Regions from separate parts of the Homo sapiens genome. Here region 1 is linked to region 2. A link is a contact called in ENCODE Hi-C or POLR2A ChIA-PET data. All regions are on one chromosome and are shown on one strand. The core of a region is the stretch at or near the end of the contact, and the rest is flanking DNA. Distances in the headings are between cores, read along the strand shown.

Region 1 (2,700 bases), core at 144-2,643, 46 kb before region 2:
CATTCCAGATGTCTAACTCGAGCTCTTCATCTTACAGAAGAGGAGAAAGAGGGCCTGGTGCCTACTTCGTAGCAGATACAGAATGAGAGTTAACCATGCCCTTGACACTACATTATCTTTCCTCCAGCTTCAGCCTCATTCCCCCTCAGGCCACACACACCAGAGACAACACAGGCACACACAGGCCAATTATGCATAGAAATGGAAGATGGTGATTCCTCCTTCAACTGGAGACCTAAGTACACAGCAGCCATACAAGCGAGATACTGTGAGGCCACATCTATGCATCCAATGCGGGACAAAAATAATCATAATTTTTAAATCAGTTCAACCCAATGAGCGTTCATCGAGCACCTACTATGTACAAGAGCCATAGCTGTGTGTTAGGAAACCAAAAAAAAAAAGAATGTGGTCCATGCCCTTTAGATACATTAGGGAACAGAGAAATACAATTGACCACACTGTAAACTGTACTGTGACTTATGTAATAATGGGAACAAAGTATTCCTAGGGCCCAAAGGAAAACATAAGAAATGCTAACTAGAATAAATAGGATTAGAACTGGGGGTGTAATGAAGGTTTTGCAGAAGAAGTAATATTTCCATTGAATTTAAATAAAGAGTCCTGCTTCTTCAGGTGGAGAAGGCAAGAGAAAGGCATCTGAGAGAGAAATTCACTTGGCCACAAGTATAAATCAGACTGCATGATGTGTTTGGAAAACAGCAAATAGACAGACTCGAGTTGCATAGGCAAAGAGGCACACAGGGTGCTCCTGGCAAAGCAGATCCAGGCAGCGGTTCATCCTAAGCATTGGGTGCCACATTAAAGAACGTGGGCTGTATCCTTCAAAAGCAAGAATTTGAAGGGATCTCTGTGCACAAGTGACACTCCTGTCTGGGTTTTGAAGGTACTTCTGCCATCAGTGTGGAGAATGGATTGGAGACAGAAGACTAGGAAGGCAAGGAAGCAGCTGAAGACGTTTCCGCAAGGAAAGCATAATACGGAAAAGTGTCTCTCACAGCCACCCTTCCTTGGAGCAGTTTCCAAGCCTGGGCACTCTTCACGAGAGAAGATGTGTGCTTCTCAAGCACACACGGAAGAAGAGCCATTTTACCCTTTCTTTCATTGCCCTTTGCCTGACTGGGACTCCATGACTGGACTGTCGGCAAGATGTGCAGCTGTATGGCAGTGGTGACAAGTCTATTCCTGCCCACGCACTGTGTGTGTGCTCAAAAAGCCCAAGGTGAGGCAGCCAGGAGTCACAGAAAACCTAAGAAGACAGCTGGGCTTCCCAGAAAAGGGGAAAGATGGTGCTCTCCAGCTGTCTACCTGGCTGCCGTGTCCCACAGTATTGTCACTGGCACTCCGTGGGTCTACACTCAATGTCCCTCTCATGCTGCCCCAGGCACTGTGCTAGGAACTGGGGTGTGCCAGGCAGGAAGGCATGAGTAAGAAACCATTTAAATCATCCAGAAGGAGAGATGAGACAGCCTGGGCAACAATCCTACCAGCAGCTTTGCTGAACACAAAATTAGACATGCTCTCCTTGTCAACCAATAAACCACAGGAGTCTGAATCATGCTGGTGATTTCATCTGAAAGACTGGTCAGCTCTCAACTGGGAAAAATTCAGAGGGGTGTGCAAGGTGATCCTTGGAGTGGGGAACAAATAGTAGGGCCCTATTTAGGTTTCCTCATTCATTCTATTCTTTAAAATTGTTTACTTTGCTGTATCTCTTATAAAATAACATATATAAACTATACTTTGAGATAAACAATTTTAAAATAATTTAATATTTGAGATGCATACTCAAATTAAGTATATTTATTTGAAATGCATATGTTGAGATGCATATTCAAAAAAAATTTTTTTGGTGGGGATACGTGATCAAAAAATTTGGAGGCCACTGTGATAAAGTTCCATCTACACACTAAAAGTCAGAACTTCTCTTCTACACACACAAAAAAAGCATTTTATTGAGTTCAACTGTGACCCACTCAAACCCACATTACATACCTAAAAGCAAAAAAAAAAAAAAAAACTGAAGTTGTGACAAAAAAGATCATTTTCTATTTTTTTAATGTAAGTTTCCTTTATCTTGTATCTTATCTTTTTTCACACTTAAAGGTATTCACAAAAATTGTGTAGGGAGTTAATAATTTTGCCTAAACCATCCACTGTGTTTAAAAAGCTAAAGTCAATCCTATACTTACAAATACATTTTAGCATTTTATATATATGTATGTGTGTATCTATATATACATATTTTTACAAGCCTAATGGTAGAAAATTATATCTAGAAAAAGTTTTGCCCTTCATTTCTGTGTATTGAGAACTCCAAATCTTTCCTCATTCTAAGCTTCTTTTCATTTTCAACTTTTTGTAAACTAAAGTTCTCATATTTCAGAAAACATGGATTAAATTCTCATTTGACCACCAGTAATTGCAACGATAAGTTACTTTGGGAGACCAAGGCAAGAGGATCACTTGAGGCCAGGAGTTCAAGACCAGCCTGAGCAACATAGCGTGACCTTGTCTCTACAAAAAAAAAAAATTTTCGTTAACTACGTGTGGTGATGCACACCCATAGTCCCAGCTACACAGGAGGCTGAGGCAGGAGGATCTTCTGAGCCCATGAGTTCCAGGCTGCAGTGAGCAATGATTACACCACTGCACTCTAGCCTGGGCAACAGCAATACC
Region 2 (2,709 bases), core at 188-2,687:
TTAGTGGTAATGTCTCCATAGTGCTGCAATAAGCAAATGTATCATTCAATTGTCTCACTATTTTAAGTGAAGCAACCAGTTGCTTTCTGTGTTATGTAAATATTCTTTCAAATATGCAGAAGCATATTTTGGAGGGGGCTATTTTACTGACATCTTTTTCATGGGCACTAATGAACGAGATATTTTTACAGATAATCTAAATAGCATAGAGCTCATGTATTATAAGGATACTGTTAAAAAGAAACAGTGCTAACCACATATCCCAAAGTCCTGACGGAAAAAAACTGTAACTGTTTGGAATGTAATAAAACTGTCCAAATTTTACATGAAGTCAGCTCTGCAAACAGCAAAACATAAGTCACTCTTCTGTTTATTCTGTGCCAGTAATAAACATAAATTGTTGCTTCCAGATAGAAAATAAAAACAAAGAATAGAGGCGCCCTCTTGTGGAGAGAACCAACACTACCACTTCAAAATTGCTAGCTTTCTCCAATTCAGACCATGTCCCAAATCATATGTTCATTTTTAAAGGAACTCGCCTTCCTAATTATTGCTCAAGTGAATAGTTGTGCTACTAAGCAAGGGATTCGTAGTTTCATTTGCTCTGCAATCAGAGGCCTTGCCTCCCAAATTCTAGTTCTTGGGTTAACTCAGCTGACGCACCTGTGAGTTACCATAACCCCATGACCTCGCCAAGGGCCCATATACATAGTGCCTCCTTTGCTGGAACTTCCCTCAATGCCTGGGGCCAGCCTGGCTAGGGCTGTGACTCTTAAGGGTCTCACTTCAGGTTCTGCCCCTCTGGGGACATACTGACCCTTGTTACTACATGTCTGATGAACTGGTCTTTCTCTGTATTGTACGTTAATTTTATCTTCATTATTTGAAAAAGAAAACCTGTTATCAATAAATCTTGCAGTCATTGTCCTAAGAGCAATAATTGTGCTGTTCTTATGTTTCGAGAACAAGCTAGAGCAAGCAGTGTTTCATAGCATTTATTATGGTTTTCCAAAATTGCTGAGCTTTTTCTGTCTCTCCTCAGATGACAAGCACTGGAAAGGCAGAGACCCTTACCTCCTTTGACTTCACACCGTCAGGGCCTTTCATGGTTTCTAGTATACAGTGGGTGCTTAATAACTAGGTGTTGCACAAATAAATCCCATTTCCACATCCAAATTTGGTTTGCTGAAAGCAGCAGCCAAGACAGCCACATAGGTAGTAACGCGCACAAGGGAGCGGCAATGCAAAGAGGAACTGTGGCTGAGGTGCCCGGAAGCTCCGCTTTGCAAACCGGGGACTGCAGGGGAGAGAGGACGGAAAGGCCGTGGCGGCCGAACTTCCGAGGCTGAAGTATGACACATCCACCTCACTCTGCCGCACCCACACTTCAGTGGGATCAGGCTCCCTTGGAGGGTTTGTTAAATGCAGGGTGCTGGGCTCCACCCCAGAGGCTGTGAGTCAGTGGCTCTGGCGTGAAGCCCAGAATATGCATCTCTACCAAGTTTCCAGGTGATGCTGTTGGTCTGCAGAGCACACTTTGAAAACCACTGAGGTAAAGCAGTGCTTGATTCACACTCCGACTGCAAATAAGGAACACCTGGAGACTTCTGAAAATGTGGGTCGGCCACACCACGTCCAAGACAACTGAAATCCCTATGGGGGAGACTCAGGTGGCAGTCATCTTCAACTCCACCCCCACCCCACCTGGCAGAAGACTATAGACAGAAAGTCTTGGCCAAAGTCCAGGGCTTTGTGTATATGTTATTAGTTTCATGGAAAGAAACATACAATAACACGTCACTTTACTGCGAAGATTTCCCCTACATTATCTCATTTGCACCTCAGACAATCCTGGGGGGAAAAGAAAGCAAAAAATGTAGCTCAATTTTAAAGAAAAAGAATTGAAGTAATAAATGGCAGCCCTTGGACTTAAGCCAGATGATTTCTTTTAAAATACCACCTTTAGAGTTAAGTAAACTTGGAATAGAGGTCAGGGTCCAGCTAGGGAACCAGAAGCCTCTTGGAGAATTTAATAAACAGCTTGGCTACAGAGGGGATGGAAGAGCTGAGCAAAGCAATTCAGGGATTAGCAACACCAGGAAACTGCCACCAACCTGAAGAAAGCGCGAGAGGGGTGAGTGGCCTTCACAGTCACCTGGTGCAGCAGGACCCCGATGGGCCTAGCAAAGCCATGGAAGAGAGAGAATGAAAGGGAGAGATTCACTGGCTTCTCCCTTCCTGCCAAGCTCCAACCAGTGTCTCCTATTAACCCAGCCAATGCAGAAGCCACCTGACCTGGAGCTTGGGAAATGCAGCCGGGCAGGCTCAGCAGAACTGTGAGGGTCCTAGCACAATCAGGCCCAAAGCTGGCCACATGGACTTGAATCTCAGGTCTGCCCAAGTAAATTGGGTAACCTCGGACAAGTTACCTGACCTCTCAGAAATGGAATTCTTCAATCCATAAAATGGAATTCTTCAATCCATAAAATGGAGATTATATCTAGATTCAATAATTGACCCTAGCATGTCGCTGGCCCTGAGCAGGTGCCCTATAAATATTAGTTTCCCTCTCTTCTCCCTGCTCCTCTGCTATCAAAGCTGTTGGTCTTCTCTCTATCCCACAATTAAGAAACCACTGGAAATGATGAGTCCACACTTCAGCGATCTCTATGCTACTTCCACAATGAGAGTTGAGACTTTCCCATGGGG

The links. Hi-C counts contacts between places; a loop is a spot of excess contacts on that map. ChIA-PET counts read pairs that join two places held with the same protein, here RNA polymerase II (POLR2A). Pooled maps may share reads with other maps.
Region 1: a loop to region 2 is called in a map of mammary epithelial cell, with 6 times the contacts of the local background. The contact joins two enhancer-like sites. A Hi-C loop is called at or near these places in 17 of 168 maps with a recorded cell type or tissue (B cell, CD4-positive, alpha-beta T cell, CD4-positive, alpha-beta memory T cell and 12 more), 12 of 37 single-sample maps with no recorded cell type and 17 of 50 pooled maps. POLR2A ChIA-PET finds 5 or more read pairs at or near these places in 11 of 52 experiments (CD4-positive, alpha-beta T cell, CD4-positive, alpha-beta memory T cell, Caco-2 and 8 more).

The regions. Positions count from the first base shown.
Region 1 is chr13:21,682,036-21,684,735 of GRCh38, reverse strand. The region is part of intron 2 of FGF9 (fibroblast growth factor 9); the gene reads right to left. Among named protein-coding and RNA genes, the nearest start is that of FGF9, 12 kb to the right of the region's middle. Within about 2 kb of position 1,393, at least 3 of the 41 ENCODE cell types and tissues checked have a DNase peak (open chromatin) inside an H3K27ac peak, as active enhancers do.
Region 2 is chr13:21,636,164-21,638,872 of GRCh38, reverse strand. No RefSeq gene overlaps it. Among named protein-coding and RNA genes, the nearest start is that of MICU2, 33 kb to the right of the region's middle. Within about 2 kb of position 1,437, at least 3 of the 41 ENCODE cell types and tissues checked have a DNase peak (open chromatin) inside an H3K27ac peak, as active enhancers do.